Linked DNA regions of Homo sapiens: regions 1 and 3 are each linked to region 2. The links are chromatin loops, found by intact Hi-C in ENCODE. Cell type or tissue: A673. All regions are shown on one strand. Region 1 has its middle 120 kb from the start of ELOVL6. Region 2 overlaps EGF (epidermal growth factor). Region 3 has its middle 130 kb from the start of ENPEP.

Region 1 (5,000 bases), 310 kb before region 2:
TGTACCATAAATATATACAAATTTTCTTTATCAATTTTTAAAATTGATTTTTTTAAAGAATCATTGGAGGAAAGACAGTATCAGAGGTCTTTTTCTCTTAAATCTGATAGGGTGTATTTCCCAGTTTCCTCCCTTGACTTTGAGACTTTATAGAAAAGATACAATGATAATTTTCTGTTTTAATTTCCAGGATACAAGAGAATTTAGGAAGAAATATACAAATAAAAACACAGAGAAAAAGACGTCCTCTGAAATTCATCTCTTCTCTTTTACTGTCATTAACCACTTCCCATAAATCAGGCATTTTACCTCCTTCTCACCCAACAAGTCGAACCAGCCACTAAGTCCTGGACATTCTGCCTGCAGGATAGTCACTGTCCTTCTGCCCATCTCCACGTCTACTGCCAGTTCAAGTTCAGGCTCTTCCTATCCAGCCCAGGTTATAATAGCCTCTAGTTATATAATTTTCTCTAGTCCAGTCTTTGCTGTTTTGAGGTGTCCTACACTGATGGAAACGGATTATCAATTTCACATTCAAAAATTTTCAGAAGCTTTTTCTTGCCACTTTGATGGCTAATAGACATCCAAACTCAGTATGTCCAAAACTATGGCCCTGGCCTTTCCTTCCAAACTCTTACTTTCCATAACCTTTCTATTGCAGTTGATGGTAGACATCTCAAAATCAATGTGTTCAACTTGCAAGACCCAATTTATTTATTTATTTATTTATTTATTTATTTATTTATTTATTGATTTGAGACAGAGTCTCATTCTGTTGCCCAGGCTGGAATGCAATGGCGCGATCTCGGCTCACTGCAACCTCTGTCTCCTGGATTCAAGCAATTCTCCTGCCTCAGCCTCCCAGGTAGCTGGGATTACAGGCGTGCGCCACCAGGCCCGGCTAATTTTTTGTATTTTTAGTAGAAATGGGGTTTCACCATGTTGGTCAGGCTGGTCTCAAACTCCTGACCTCGTGATCCGCCTGCCTTGGCCTCCCAAAGTGCTGGGATTACAGGCGTGAGCCACCGCGCCCAGCCCACAACACCCAATTTGTGTTTCAAAACTCACTCCTCCCACAGTCTTCCCCGTCATTCCAGTTAATTGGGGGCAAAAGATTTCAAATCTTTCTTGACACCTCTCTTATCCCCACATCTAATATCCAATCCATCAGAAAAAAAAAAAAATCTGTCAACTCTAATGTCAAAATAAATAGCCAGAATCCAGCTACTTCCTGATACCTCCATTGTTATTTCCATTAATACCTGGTTTGAGCCACTCTGGGCTTTTGTCTGGACTGCTGTAATAGCCCCTTCTCTAGCTTCCCAACTTCTATGTTTGACCCTCTAAAGTCTACTATTCTTATCACAGGACTGCATGATCTTTTAAAAACATAAACCAGGCCAGACACGGTGGCTCATGCCTGTAATCCCAGCACTTTGGGAGGCCGAGGCAGGTGGATCACCTGAATTCAGGAGTTCAAAACCAGCCTGGCCAAACTGGTGAAACCCCATCTCTACTAAAAATATAAAAATTACCTTGGCATGGTGGCGGATGCCTGTAATCCCAGCTACTCGGGAGGCCGAGGCAGGAGAATCACTTGAACCCGAGAGGCGGATGTTGTAGTCAACCGAGATCATGTCATTGCACTCCAGCCTAGGCAACAGAGTGAGACTCCATCTCAAAAAAAAAAGAAGAAAAAAGCCATAAATCAGATTTTATTACTCCTTTGTTCAAGACTTGACAATGGCACTCGATTTCTTAGAATAGTTTGCAAAGCCTCCAGGATCTGCCCGCTATTTCACCTCTCTGACCTCATCTTCTCCTGCTCCCCTTCTCATTCACTCCACTGCAGCCACATTGACCATCTTGTTGAGTTCTCTAAACAAACCAAACATGCTCCCAAACTGAGGTCTTTGTAAAGTCTAGTCCCTCTGCAGGAACTCCTCTTTCCCTGGATATTTACCTAGCTAACTCCCTTACATCCTTTATATTTTTGTTGAAATGTCATCTCCTCAATGAATAAAATACCTTATACAAAATCAAACCCTCCCCACTGCCCAGGATGCCTGAGCCCCCTTACCATGCCCTGCCTTTATTTTTCCAAAGTGTCACTTACCCCCTTCTAACACACTGTACTATTTTCTTATTTATTATTTTTATTGTCTTTCTCTCCCTGATGCAATAGAAGCTCCACAAATACAGGGATCTTTGTCTTTTTTGTTCATGGATGTACACCAAGCAACCATAACTGTGCTGGATACATGTGAGCACTCAATTATTTTTTAGTGAACTGAATTAATTAAATGCCAAACAAGAATAAGCTTTCCAGGCATGGTAGGAAAACACCCACACAATAACTTCTAACACATTTTCCCATTTTAATCTACTTCAGTACTTTAATTTTTCTATGCTTCAAGCTGGTGTGCAGTGGCAGGATCTTGGCTCACTGCAACCTCCGCTTCCTGAGTTCAAGCTATTCTCGTGCCTCAGCCTCCTGAGTAGCTGGGATTACAGGCGCGCACTACTACGTCCGGCTAATTTTTCTATTTTTAGTAAAGACGGGGTTTCACCATGTTGGCCAGGCTGGTCTCGAACTCCTGACCTCAAGTGATCCACCCGCTTAAGCCTCCCAAAGTGCTGGGATTACAGGCATAAGCCACTGCGTTAGTTCTTTTTTATGAAAATAAAATACTAGGATAAAATATTCCTTCATTTAAAAGTTTTAACTCTGGGTCACCTGTCCAAGTTCCGATGCTAAAAAAGGAGACTGATGCCGCTGCCTTTCAGTGGTTTCCAAGGTGGTTGCTTGCACAATGGCTAAGTCAAGATGGAATAGCGCCATCTGCTGTCAGCCCTCTGATCTCAATGGAATTACTGATTTGGGCTGTTAGCTTCTTGAACTTTGTTATAATTCCCATGTTATCACACAAAAATTTTTTCTTTTTTTTTTTTTTTTGAGACAGAGTCTCGCTCTGTCACCCAGGCTGGAGTGCAGTGGCGCGATCTCGGCTCACTGCAACCTCCGCCTCCCAGGTTCAAGCGATTCTCCTGCCTCAGCCTCCAGACTAGCTGGGACTACAGGCACCTGCCACCAGGCCTGGCTAATTTTTTGTATTTTTAGTAGAGACGGGGTTTCACCGTGTTAGGCAGGATGGTCTCGATCTCCTGACCTCGTGATCTGCCTACCTCGGCCTTCCAAAGTGCTGGGATTACAGGTGTGAGCCACCGCACCCGGCCCTACTTTTTTCTTTTTGAGTCAGTGTCTCACTCTGTCGCCGAGACTGGAGTGCAGCAGCGTGATCATGGTTCATGGCAGCCTCGATCTCCTGCCGATCCTCCCACCTCAGCCTACCAAGTAGCTGAGACCACAGGGACACCATCACCATACTTGGCAATTTTTATTTTTTTGTAGAAATGAGGTCTTGCCATGTTGCCCAGGTTGGTCTTGAACACCTAACCTCAAACAGTTCTCCTGCCTGGGCCTCCGTAAGTGCTGGGATTACAGGCATGAGTCACTGAGCCTAGCTGCACACAAAATTTTTTAATCTGGCAATCTCAATTTTGTCTTTCTGTCTTTCCTCCTCCTCCTCCTCCTCCTTCTCTTCATCTTCTTCTTCTTCCTCTTCCTCTTCTTCTCTTTTTTCTTTCTTCTTCTTCTCCTTATCCTTCTTGCAAATTACATTACTACACTCACCTTTACAGTGATTTCAAGATTTCAACTGCTTTAGAGAAGTGAAATGACACAGTTAAGCAGTGGAAATACTTGGGCATGAATTACAATTCTCTGGCCTGGAATGCACCTCCTAGCAGGTTCACGTTAGTCAGTGGAGTGTTTCAAGATAATTCAAGTTATGAATGACTAAACGAGACGGACATTAGATCAAAGGGCCCCCAATGTTGCCAAGCACAAATGGTTTATTTTTCTTGAAAATGTCCTTGTGAATTTAGACAAAATTTTGTCTCCTTGAGCATACTATCCTTCAGGTGAACTAAATACCTTACCTCCATTTATTTATTTATTTAGAGACAGGGTCTGGCTCAGGTTGGAGTGCAGTGGCGTTACCTTGGCTCACTGCATGCAACCTCTGACTCCTGAGTTTACATGATCCTCCCACCTCAGCCTCCCAAGTAGCCGGGACTACAGGTATGCACCACCACACCTGCCTAGTCTTTGTATTTTTTGTAGAGATGGGGTTTTGCCATGTTGCCCAACCTGCTCTGGAACCCCAGCGCTCAAGTGATCTGCCTGTCTCAGTGTCCCCAAACACTGGGATTACAGGCATGAGCCACCTCACCTGACTGTATTTATTCTATACAAAGTAAGTTTGTAATTACTACCCAAAAAATTGTCTAACTGATATTATATAACTTAAATATAGAGTTTTATAATAATATAATAATATAATAACTTTTATAACTTAAATAAAAAAGAAAATAATTCATCCAGGGAAATGCAGTAAATTTCAGATCTCATCTCTGGAAACTTAAGGAAAGAGTTAAGGTAGTAATCCCAGTTTTTCTAGCATATTAGTCATTTGACATAATGTTTAACGGTCCTGAATAAAGATAATAGAACATTTCCTGCAGTAAAAATGTGCTTATGTCCTGATTTTTAGAAAGGTAGATGTCCTTTTTTTCCCCATAAGTGATTGCTATGTTCATTGCTTATCATAGAGTCTATTCAATAAAGGCAACATTAGTCTATCTGACTCTAAATGTCATTGGTTCATCCAACAAACATTTATTGGGGGACTACTCTGTGCCACACTCTGTTGTAGATGATGGTGATTTAACAGAATCCAAATCTGACAAATTCCCTGTCTTCAAGGAGCTCATGTTCCAGTTGTTGGTTGTTCATTCATTCCTTTTTTTTTTTTCAGCTAGGTTGGGAAGACTGACAATCCCTGCCCTCTTGTCAACTGGGGGAAAACAAACAGTAAGCATGATAATTTAAACATATAGTGTGTTGGCCGTGAGTGGTGGCTCACGCCTGTAATCCC
Region 2 (5,000 bases):
AGAGGATATTGTTAAAATTCACAAATTATCTCAACGTACATTGAATCAAAGTCTATGGCTTTACGATGTTCATCCTATGGAAAGTGAAAGTCAGAAGAAAGGCCCTGTGAAGTTAGTCTTTCTATCTAAAGAGAGATTCAACATTCAGTGAGGAGCCTTGTGTTACTTTGTCTTAAAGCAACTAGGCACACCAATATGTTAACTGAAGAATCTATTCTAATTATGGAATCTCAGCTTTTAGGTCACGGATCCCTGGAGCCACTGATTTACCATAAGCAATCCAAGAATCCATAAGTATTCTAAGAACTGCCCATAGGCCAGGCAAATAATATCTAATATATGTGTGTGCTACAACTTTTCATACACACACACGCACACACACATTAATAACACTCATTTAAACATGCTACCAAGTTCTGAGTAATTTGGGGCCATTAAAGGTAGTAATAATTACCAGTGCAATGACAATTTTGCAAGCTGGTTGAACAGCCTAGGGACCTAGAATTTTAATAGGAAGGAACAGAAAACAACATTTCTCTTCAGTCAACAAAATGATTACTTTTGTCATTATTTGTATTATCAAAAATTGATTGGGCACTTGCAATGCAGGCTGACCAGAGTTCACTGGCTCACATTCACTCTAGATAGATTAGATATTAAAACAGATCCATGCTACAAGGAAAGAAAAGAAGTGACCCCATACAACAGGACAAAGGACATCATTTGGTGAAGTCCTTCCTTGTCAATCAGTAACTAGTGCAAGGACTGCCCCAAGGTTTTGGCCGATCACGCTTCATTGGTTCAGAAATGGGCGCTCCACAGAAAGGAGCACACAACTCAGAAACAACAGAAAGAGGAGTAGAAAACAATCTCTTTGCCCATATTTTCCTTTGAGAAAGGTGTAGAAAGGGATGATGACTGGGGTCAATTAGGCAGAAGGCAGGGAAATGTTGGTAAGGGAAGTGTGAATCCACAGAACATGTATTTTCATTTTCTTATAATACAAATCATGCTTCATCTCCTCCTCATTGATGATCTCCTGCAGCAACACACTGCAAAATCAACACGCAACCCACTGTTTAAAGACACATGCCCATTATTTCTGTCTCAAGTCAAAATCCAACCCTCTGCACTGCAAATTTTCTAACCTCGTGCCTCTCTGTCAGAAGAACATAGGTCCCGAAATTCTGGGCTGAGGTGGGGAAAGGAGCTGATAGAACTACATTTGTTTCTGCTCTTTCTTCTAGTTTGAGCGTTCAGCTCTCTCCCACTCCCACTGATATCTACAGCAGCAGTTGCTGTCAACGACAGTTATGACGGCTGTGGGGGACTGAGCTCAGCAGCCCCAGGCCTCCCAACATAGCTCTGAGCCAACAAGTTGCTCATGACAGCAGCAAATGCTTTTGATTTTTTAATAGTCATACACAGATTGTGTTTCTCCTTCATTCCCATGATGATGAATTAATGAGATGAATTAAACCTGCTACTCAAAACCTGAATGAAATACCATGTAGACTGACAAGTGACATCTGGGTAATTTAGAAGTTCGCAAAGTCATGAGGCCTCAAAGAACCAACACATTCTAGAGCTTAGTCCTAGAATCACACACTTGTGGAATTGATAAAGACTGATAAAGACTGAAGGGATCTTAGAGATCATCTAATCCAAACCCCTTGTACTGAGTGGGGAGCAGAAGTCTGCATAGGTTAAAGGAATTGCTCAAGATTAGATAGCCAACTGGTGGGAGAGTAAGGCTAGAACTCATGTTCTTTCTCATGCTTTAGAGAAAAGGTCTCAGTCTGTCACTCAGGCTGGAGTGCAGTGGTGCTATCATAGCTCACTGCAACCTTGAACTCTTGGGTTCAAGTGACCCTCCTGCTTCAGTCTCTTGAGTACCTGAAACTGCAAGTGTGTACCACCACACCCAGCAAAGTTTTTTTTTTTAATCTTTTTAAAGAAATATGATCTTGCTATATTGTCCGGGCTGGTCCCAAGCTCCTGGCCTCAAGCAATCCTGCCTTGGCCTCCCAAAGCATGGGGATTACAGGCATGAGCAAACTTGCCCAGCCTCTATTTTTTTCCCCCATACTTGAGTCCAACCAAAAAATAAATAAATAAATAAGGAAACACTGAATGCCTATTACAGGTAGGAAAAGATGATCACCTGGTAGTCAAAAGCACAGTTACAGGAAAGCTACTTTCTGGGAATTCACTGTGAGATGGGAGCTGGGGAGTAGGGGTAATAATGTGGGAAGGACCCCAAACATTGCCTTTGCTCCTCCATAACCTCTCTGTAATAGCTCTTCCCTAAGGATTCAATCCTCCATGGACCTGCCATGTATTCCAGTCTCTTCCACAATATATACCACAAATAATGCCAACAGCACACACTGAATCAGTCCTTAACTCTGACAGGTTTCTAGAAATGGAAATTCCCTTAACTGATTCAAGAATGTGTAGCCTGTTTCAAGACTGCCCTCTAGTGTTCCAAGATCAATTACTGAAGTGGATGATTTATGAAACATCTTGAATTTCCCAAACCTCTGTGCTTTTCGGAAAATATCTAGGATTGTCAGATAAAATAAAGAACCCAGTTAAATTTAATTTTGAATTTAAATTTGAACTTTCAGTATAAGTATGAATTTAACTAGGCATCCTATATTTTTATTTGTTAAATCTGGCAACTATTTTGCTACTGAAATTTGGGGAGTTGAAATGTGTGTGAGAAAAGAAATATTAAGAAAATAAAAGAAATATTAAGAAATATTAAGAAAATTAAGAAAATTGAGTGCAGTGGCTCATGCCTGCAATTCCAGCACTTTGAGAGGCCCGGGCAGGTGGATTGCTTGAGCCCAAGAGTTTGAGACCAGCCTGGGAAACATGGTGAAACTCTGTCTCTACAAAAAATACAAAAATTAGCTGGGCGTGGCGGTGTGTGCCGGTAGTCCCAGCTATTTGGGAGGCTGAGCTGGGAGGATTGTTTGAGCCCAGGAGTTCGAGGCTGCAGTGAGCAGTGAGTGGTTGGATTACTGCACTCCAGCCTGGGCAACAGAGCAAGATCCTGTCCAAAAAAAAAAAAAAAAAAAAAAAAGACAGAGAAAAAGAAAAAGAAAAGAAAGAAAGAAAGAAAATAAATTAGAAGCACAATCTTGGGTTTTTAAGACATGTATCTGGAATGTATTAACTAAAAATATGGAAAGCCTTCACATAACACATACAAATCTAAGTTATAGAAAGAATCTACATGAAAGAAAAAAATTCCAAAAATTTATTGTGCCATTAAATTATGGCATTATTATAACTCATCTGATTCCTTTAGTTAACAACACAGTTCCCCCACCCTCCCACCCAGGACCTCCCTAGCTGATGTGGTCTTGGCTAACACTGACACCAGCTGGAAGCTATAACTGATTCCAGTCATTCTGAACTCAGTGAAAAAATAGAAAAAATGAATAGGGGTTAATATCAAGCCAATTCCTTGCTTCATCTGCTTTGGTCACATTACCCAAGGTTGAGGGCAAGAGGACATCCCATCCTCAGTGTCAGCAGGCCTGCGACTCCTCACATCTCTGCTCGACTCCTCATAAGGATTCTTTGGGTTTTTCGATAGCAGCTTCTGAGTCCTGTGATAAAGCCAAAATTTGAGACAATCTCACAACAAAACAAAATACTCAGCCCACTCAGTGATGATCAGGGACAACTAACTGCTTTTGCTACTAAAATTTAAGTACTTGTGTGGGAGAGAAGAAATATGAAGATAACTAGGAACATAACTTTAGATGTTTAAGGCAGTCTTTTCTGCAGAACTCAAAATGCTTTCCAGACAGTGTTTCACTCTTTCCAAGGTTCTGTGAGGTAGAGGGTGTGTGTGTGTTTGTGTGTGTGTGTGTGTGTGTGTGTGTGTGTGTGTGTATGTATGCCCATGTATGTTGGGGGGAATAGCCTTGCATTCATTCATTCACAGGTATCTATTGAGTACTAACTATACCCCAGGCACTGTCCTAGTACTGATGATATAGCAATGAAAAAACAACTAATTTTGCAGGGAGGAGTGGGGCAGTCTGTGGAAAAAATATCTCAGCAACTGTGTGAGGCAGACTATGTTAGCTCCATTTACAAGTGAAGCCATTGGGGCTTGGAAATGGCAGTGACTCACCTAAGGCACACAGCTACCAAGGGTAGTGTAAGAAGTCGGTCATGATGACACAAAGCCTAGGCTGCTCTTACTGGCCCACTGCAATCTCTCACTCATAAAGAAATTAGAGGCAAAGACAGAAGGAGTGGATGACCCAAGATAAGAAAATCTCATAGTGGCTAAGCCAGGAAATACACTAGGTATCTTGCTTCCAAATCCAGTTTTTTAGAGTACTGTCTTGTTTGACATTCAACGCTAAGTCTATACACGGCGTCATTCACTAGGGGTGGGGGTGGGGAGATTTAGCATGGAGATGGATCCCCATCCTCAAAGCAGTAGCCCCTAGAGCAGTGCATCTGTGAGACTCCACAATAACGCCACTGTCCTGGGGCAGATAGGCAGCTTAATTGCCTCTAGGAATGCAACCCTCTGTCAAAAGCCCTACCTGGACGTTCCAGGAAGAGTGATAAGGATAGGAGGGGCTGCTGTGAATCTGGCATCACAGACAGTACCAAGAGATGGTGTGGGTTATTATGTGTTTTAATCAAAGGCTTCAAGGAAAAAAATTGAAACAAGTGGCTAATATAAACAATTCCAAAGTTGCAAAGGTACAACGTTATAATTTGTACCAGTCAGAATGGCTATTAATAAAAAGTCAAGAAAAAAAAGATGCTCATGAAATTTTGGAGAAAAGGAAACACTTATACACTGTTGGAGAGAGAGGAAATTATTTCAATCATTATGGAAAGCGGTACGGTGATGCTTCAAAGAGTTAACTGCAGAACTACCATTTGACCCAGCAATTCCATTACTGGGTATATACCCAGAGGAATATAAATCATTCTACCATAAAGACACATGGATG
Region 3 (5,000 bases), 340 kb before region 2:
CATGAGTATACTTAAATAGGCTTCACATTATGTGAATGAATCTGTAGTTCTGAGCCTTTTTCTCCCATTCTATAAAGCATTCAAGAATGTGTGTGTGTGCGTGCGTGTGTGTGTGTGTGTGAGAGAGAGAAAGAGAGAGAGAGAGAGAGAGAGAGAGATAGAAAGGTAGTTGATACCTAATTTAATATTTTAAAAATGCTTTCTTATTCCACCACCCTCCAGAAATGACTCCCAGGATGTCGGAGAACTAACCCACCGGGGGCAATACTATCTCAGATGAAGCTACTGAATTACTAAATTTAAAAATAAACCACAGTTTTCCACTCAACCATAATGAATAAACTGTTACTGGACTTGCCCTTCAACAACTAAAAGAAATTCAAACTGGGAAAAATACATGAAGTGATTGTTTTTAGACATTGGCAGCCCACCACCATGCTTCCTAATGGAGGGATGCAAATGTGGTCAGCCTGACCATCAGCCCCCAGCTTGCTCTCTGGAGGGACTTTCCAGACTGAGGCACAATGAGGTGCCAGAGTGCTTCTGGCTGTCAAGGCATTCAAAGGCAAGGAGCAGGATCCCCCACGTCACCCCCTCTTCAGCATTTCAAATTCCACTGCCTTGAGGCCCTCTTCTCCTCTAACCTGGAATACTGATATTTCTCCCCAAATTTATATTCCTCTTTTCATTTTCACACCTGAAAATCCGTCCTTGAAATATAGATCAGATTGATTTTTTTCTAAAATATAAATGTGATTGCAATTCTTTCAGTTAAAATTATTAGGTGACTTTCTCTGCCTTTGGAATACATTAAAAATAGTAGCATGGAACATAAAATTTTAGTGGCCTGGCTTCTATATATTACTACTCCCATCTCAGAGTAAATAGATGGGAGCAGTAACTCTGCCTTGCTTCTCTACTTCCACATCTGACACTCCAATCTTACCAGTAGTTTCCTGAATAGGGCATTCTTTCACAAGCTCATGGCCAGCTTCATGGGCACACAACCTGTGTGGCCCAAGAGGACCCTGTGCTCACAAGGGCCCTGTATTTGGTTTAAGACTCTGCTGTCGCCATCTTGAAATACTCAATAATTTTTAACAAGGTGCCCCATATATTCATTTGGCACTGGGCTCCACAGGCACATGCGTACACACACACACACACACACACACACACACACACACACACACAGACACCTAGAATAAGACAAGACACATGGGGAATGGAATAGTGTGTGGGTGGAATATAAACAGCACCGGGGCACTTAGGTTTGAGTTTCAGCCCTATGAGATTTTAGCTCTTAACTTCTCTTAATCTGTTTCATTACCTGTAATGAGGATTCAAATACCACTCCTGCATACCACAATGGGCCTGTTAAAAGAATTGACTGAAATGATATAAAAGTTTGTAAAAAGTAAAATACAGTTAAGGGTTTTAATCATATCATCATCATCTTAATTGGTTTACTTGGTTCAGTTAATATCAACTAATCTTCATTTCCAGAAGGAAGTATTAAGCATGTCAGAGAAACTCATTATCTTTTATTCTCCACCAAAAACTAGGAGGGCTTTAATAGTGGATTTGTGAAGTTTGTATTCAAGAATTGCATGAGTTTAGAAAAAAATGTTTATAATACACTCCTCATAATATAAATGAGAATATCTTGGCTATTGTGTAAGGAAGAAATTATAGGTCAACTAAAGCAGAAATTATGAAAATATTTCACAATTGAATCATCTATTAATTTCTTTTGAAGAGGATGCCAGTTCCTGTGAAATGAACACACTCATGTTGCTGGAAGAAATGGAGAAACAAAATGTCGATCCATACAACAGAATATTATTCAGCAAGAAAAAGGAAAAAGCTACTGATACATGCTATATGATGAACCTGAAAAACAATGCAAAGAAAGAAGCCAGATGCAAAAGATCAGATATTTTATGATTCCATTAAATGAAATTTTTAGAAAAAGCAAATCCATAGAGATAGAAAGCGATCTGTGGTTGTCTGGGCCTGAGGTTGGGAGTGAAACTGATTGCAAATGGCACACAGCAACTTTTTGGAGTAATAGGAATGACCTAAACCCAGATTGCAATGATGGTTGCCCAGCTATATGAGCTTCCTAGAAATCATCTAATTATACAAACAGTGAGTGATTTCATAATTGTACCTCAATAAAGCCACTCAAAAAAGAAAATAAGAAGGGAAGGAAAGGGGGAAGAAAGGAAAGAAGGAAAAAAGACATGAGAAAGACAAAAGAAAATAAAAAGAAGAGAAAAACTCACTGCTATACAATGATCACTCCCAGCCCTAGCCCCACACTGCTTAGCGCCAGCTCTAATACCAGCTTTGTGATCTTGGCAAGTCGTTTTATAAATGAAAGCTTAAAACGCCTTCCACCAATCTTAAAGAAAAAATAAAACAGATTTTAAAATTGTTAATAGCTGTTGAAATGACCTCCCCTTCTCTTCATTAGAACTTCCTAGCTTCTTATTTTCACTAGGAAGAAAAAGATCATATCAAAATAAGCACCTCAGTTTGCAAACTAAAATTTTCTTTGGATATTCCTCCTTCTCTCTTGCAAGAAAATTTCTCATTCTGAATTCTTGAATCCATCATCTTTTTTTCATTTGTTTGCATCATCATTCTTCCCCTTTCTGTGAATCCTCCTTGACCTATAAATGTACTCAAACATCTCAAATTTAAAAACAAAACAAAACTCTATTTACTGTTCTTGAGCAGGGGTGGAATTTTTAATTACTAATTAGTCATACCTTAAATCTTCCTCCCTTGAGAATCACCAATAAGCTCCTGAATGCCAGATTCAGTAGTAGTTTCTCCAACCTCCTCAATAGTCTTTCTATAGCTCACATCTCCATAATGCAATATTTTTTTAAACCATTTACTTCTGGTACTGCTAGGGTTTTCTGGGTTATGTTGTTTTTCTCCTGCCTTTCCTACTTCTTCAGAGGCTAATTTTCATGCTTCATTTCTCTAGCTATTTTTAAATGGAGCTTTTCATCTAGGTTCAAACATGTGTGTTCCATACTATTCTATATCCTACACTCTACCCCCACCACCAGGCCTCTTTCATTTTTACAGTTTCAACCCCTGCCTCTAAGATTTTCAATCCTAACTTCTACCACCATCTCCAGTCCCACATTTTTAACTTCTTTCTGGATAACTCCACCTTTATGTATAACTTGCAACACAAACTTAACATGGCCGACTCCAACTCAAAAGCTTGTGCTCATTTCAATCTGCCATAATAACTCTTAAAAATATGTAAAATGTAATACTGGTTTCCATTTGTTGGAACTATAGTAGAATATGGAGATTTTGAAAAGAAAGGCAAGAGGGCTCAAGGTGAATATGGCCTTGAATAATTTATTCAGGGGAAGAACTAAACATCCTATAACATTGCAGGGAAAAAAGCAGGACTGTTGCCCACAATTTGATTTAATTATTACTTCAATTTAATTCCTTTTTAATAGGTTCTCTTGACTTGCCCTAATTCCATCCACCAAGTTGCACTCCTGGGCTTCCAGAATTTAGACTTAATTATTTGGGATGACCAAACTGAGAAAATTCTGCACTTGATTGTCTGCCAGTAGACCGTACCACTTGACTTGGTGATTCCTGTAACAGAATATTAATCTTGAAGAATTACCACCCTGATATTGGTCCATACTTGGGTGTGGCTCTAGTGTTACAGGATTTCATGAGTGCTGCTTTGTCAGCTGGAAATCTCTGTAGCCACCACTGCCTCTATCCGGCCTTGCTTGGGCCCACTGGGCTCACTCTACCTGCTCAGCCTTGCAGGTTGTGCTTGGCTCATGCCCACTCAGATCCCATTCCTGCCACAGCTCCACATTCAGCCCACTGCTGGACTGGGCATGCCGTGATCAGCTTCCATGGTGGGTGCCAGCATCTAGATGAGGGGAACATGGTGGCACCCAAAAACTCAGAGATGATAGCAACTGTGGTGCCCCAAAGGTGTTACAGCTCTTGCTCAAGGAGTCCCAACATCTGAGCCTCCAGAAATGTCACAGCTCTTTGTTCCTGCAGCTTGGTGAGGTGGTGGGGTGGGGGGTGTTACAGCTCTCTTTCTCCTGTGGTCCCATGAGCAGGAGCATGTTACAGCTCTTTTATTGCCATTGTCTGCAGCTCAGCAAGTTCTGGGCTCTTGTCTCACAACCAAGATGAATGATGTGCGTGGACATCACGGAGTGAGTAACGCAGAGAAGTATTTTATTGAGTGACAGAAGAAAAGCTCACAGCTGCAAGAGGGAACCCCAAAAGCAGACATAGCTGCCTGTGAGGCTGAGTCTGGGGTTTTTATGGGCTTAGAATGAGGGAGTGTGTGCTGATTGGTCCATGGGCAAGCTTGGAAAAAGCACAATTTGACTGGTTAAAAGACATTATCCAGAAGGAACCAATGGAGGGAGAAGGTAAGACAGGAATAGAAGTTCTCACTTCAGTCGTGGGCTCTATCCTGAACTAGCCTCTCAGTTTTCAAATTTTAAACTGGCTTTGGCTTGAAGGTCTGGTTTCACCAGGGACCCATCCCTGTCTGCCTAGGAATTTGTCTGTCTCATGTCACTATCACTACTACTGCAGCAAGCTGTGGAAGACAGAGTCAATAACCATAAAAGAGAGACTGCTAACACAGCCATTACTGAATATTCCATCATTGCCTTACAAGAGCAAACAAAAACTAAGACAGCCTCCTCACCAGATTTTGCCATCAATTACTTTAATTTCAGAAATCATTTGTATTTAAAATATGTTAGATTCAGGAGTGCTTTGGTGGTCCTTCAATTTCAGAGTATTTTTCATTCAGATTGAAATGTCACTAGCTTCTAACTGAATGACAGAAAAAGCTAAAGTGATCTGTCACTGGAAATTGCTCCTGAATTCTAAATATAAATCTTCTCTGATGTTAAAAGAAAAAATAAAGGCTTTCAGTAAAAATCTCACCAAAAATATTTTCCCTC

Evidence for each region. A loop is a pair of places that touch in the nucleus more often than their neighbours do. Peaks named below come from ENCODE experiments on the same cell type or tissue, not always from the same donor. Only the 100,000 strongest peaks of a DNase experiment are listed, where the experiment ranks them.
Region 1: a loop joins it to region 2, with 3 times the contacts of the local background. A loop is called at or near these places in 33 of 110 quality-filtered maps.
Region 3: a loop joins it to region 2, with 4 times the contacts of the local background. A loop is called at or near these places in 8 of 110 quality-filtered maps.

What each region holds. Positions count from the first base shown.
Region 1 is chr4:110,313,496-110,318,495 of GRCh38, reverse strand. No RefSeq gene overlaps it. Among named protein-coding and RNA genes, the nearest start is that of ELOVL6, 120 kb to the right of the region's middle. RefSeq lists a silencer at 2,709-3,003. In A673, a CTCF peak has its summit at 2,846 (motif pointing left); a DNase peak (open chromatin) is centred at 2,815.
Region 2 is chr4:110,003,128-110,008,127 of GRCh38, reverse strand. It overlaps EGF (epidermal growth factor), which reads right to left. Exons shown (of 24, transcript NM_001963.6): 22 at 3,506-3,623. Among named protein-coding and RNA genes, the nearest start is that of EGF, 93 kb to the right of the region's middle. In A673, a CTCF peak has its summit at 2,485 (motif pointing left); a DNase peak (open chromatin) is centred at 2,457; H3K27ac peaks cover 419 bases.
Region 3 is chr4:110,342,436-110,347,435 of GRCh38, reverse strand. No RefSeq gene overlaps it. Among named protein-coding and RNA genes, the nearest start is that of ENPEP, 130 kb to the left of the region's middle. In A673, a CTCF peak has its summit at 3,090; a DNase peak (open chromatin) is centred at 3,075; H3K27ac peaks cover 358 bases.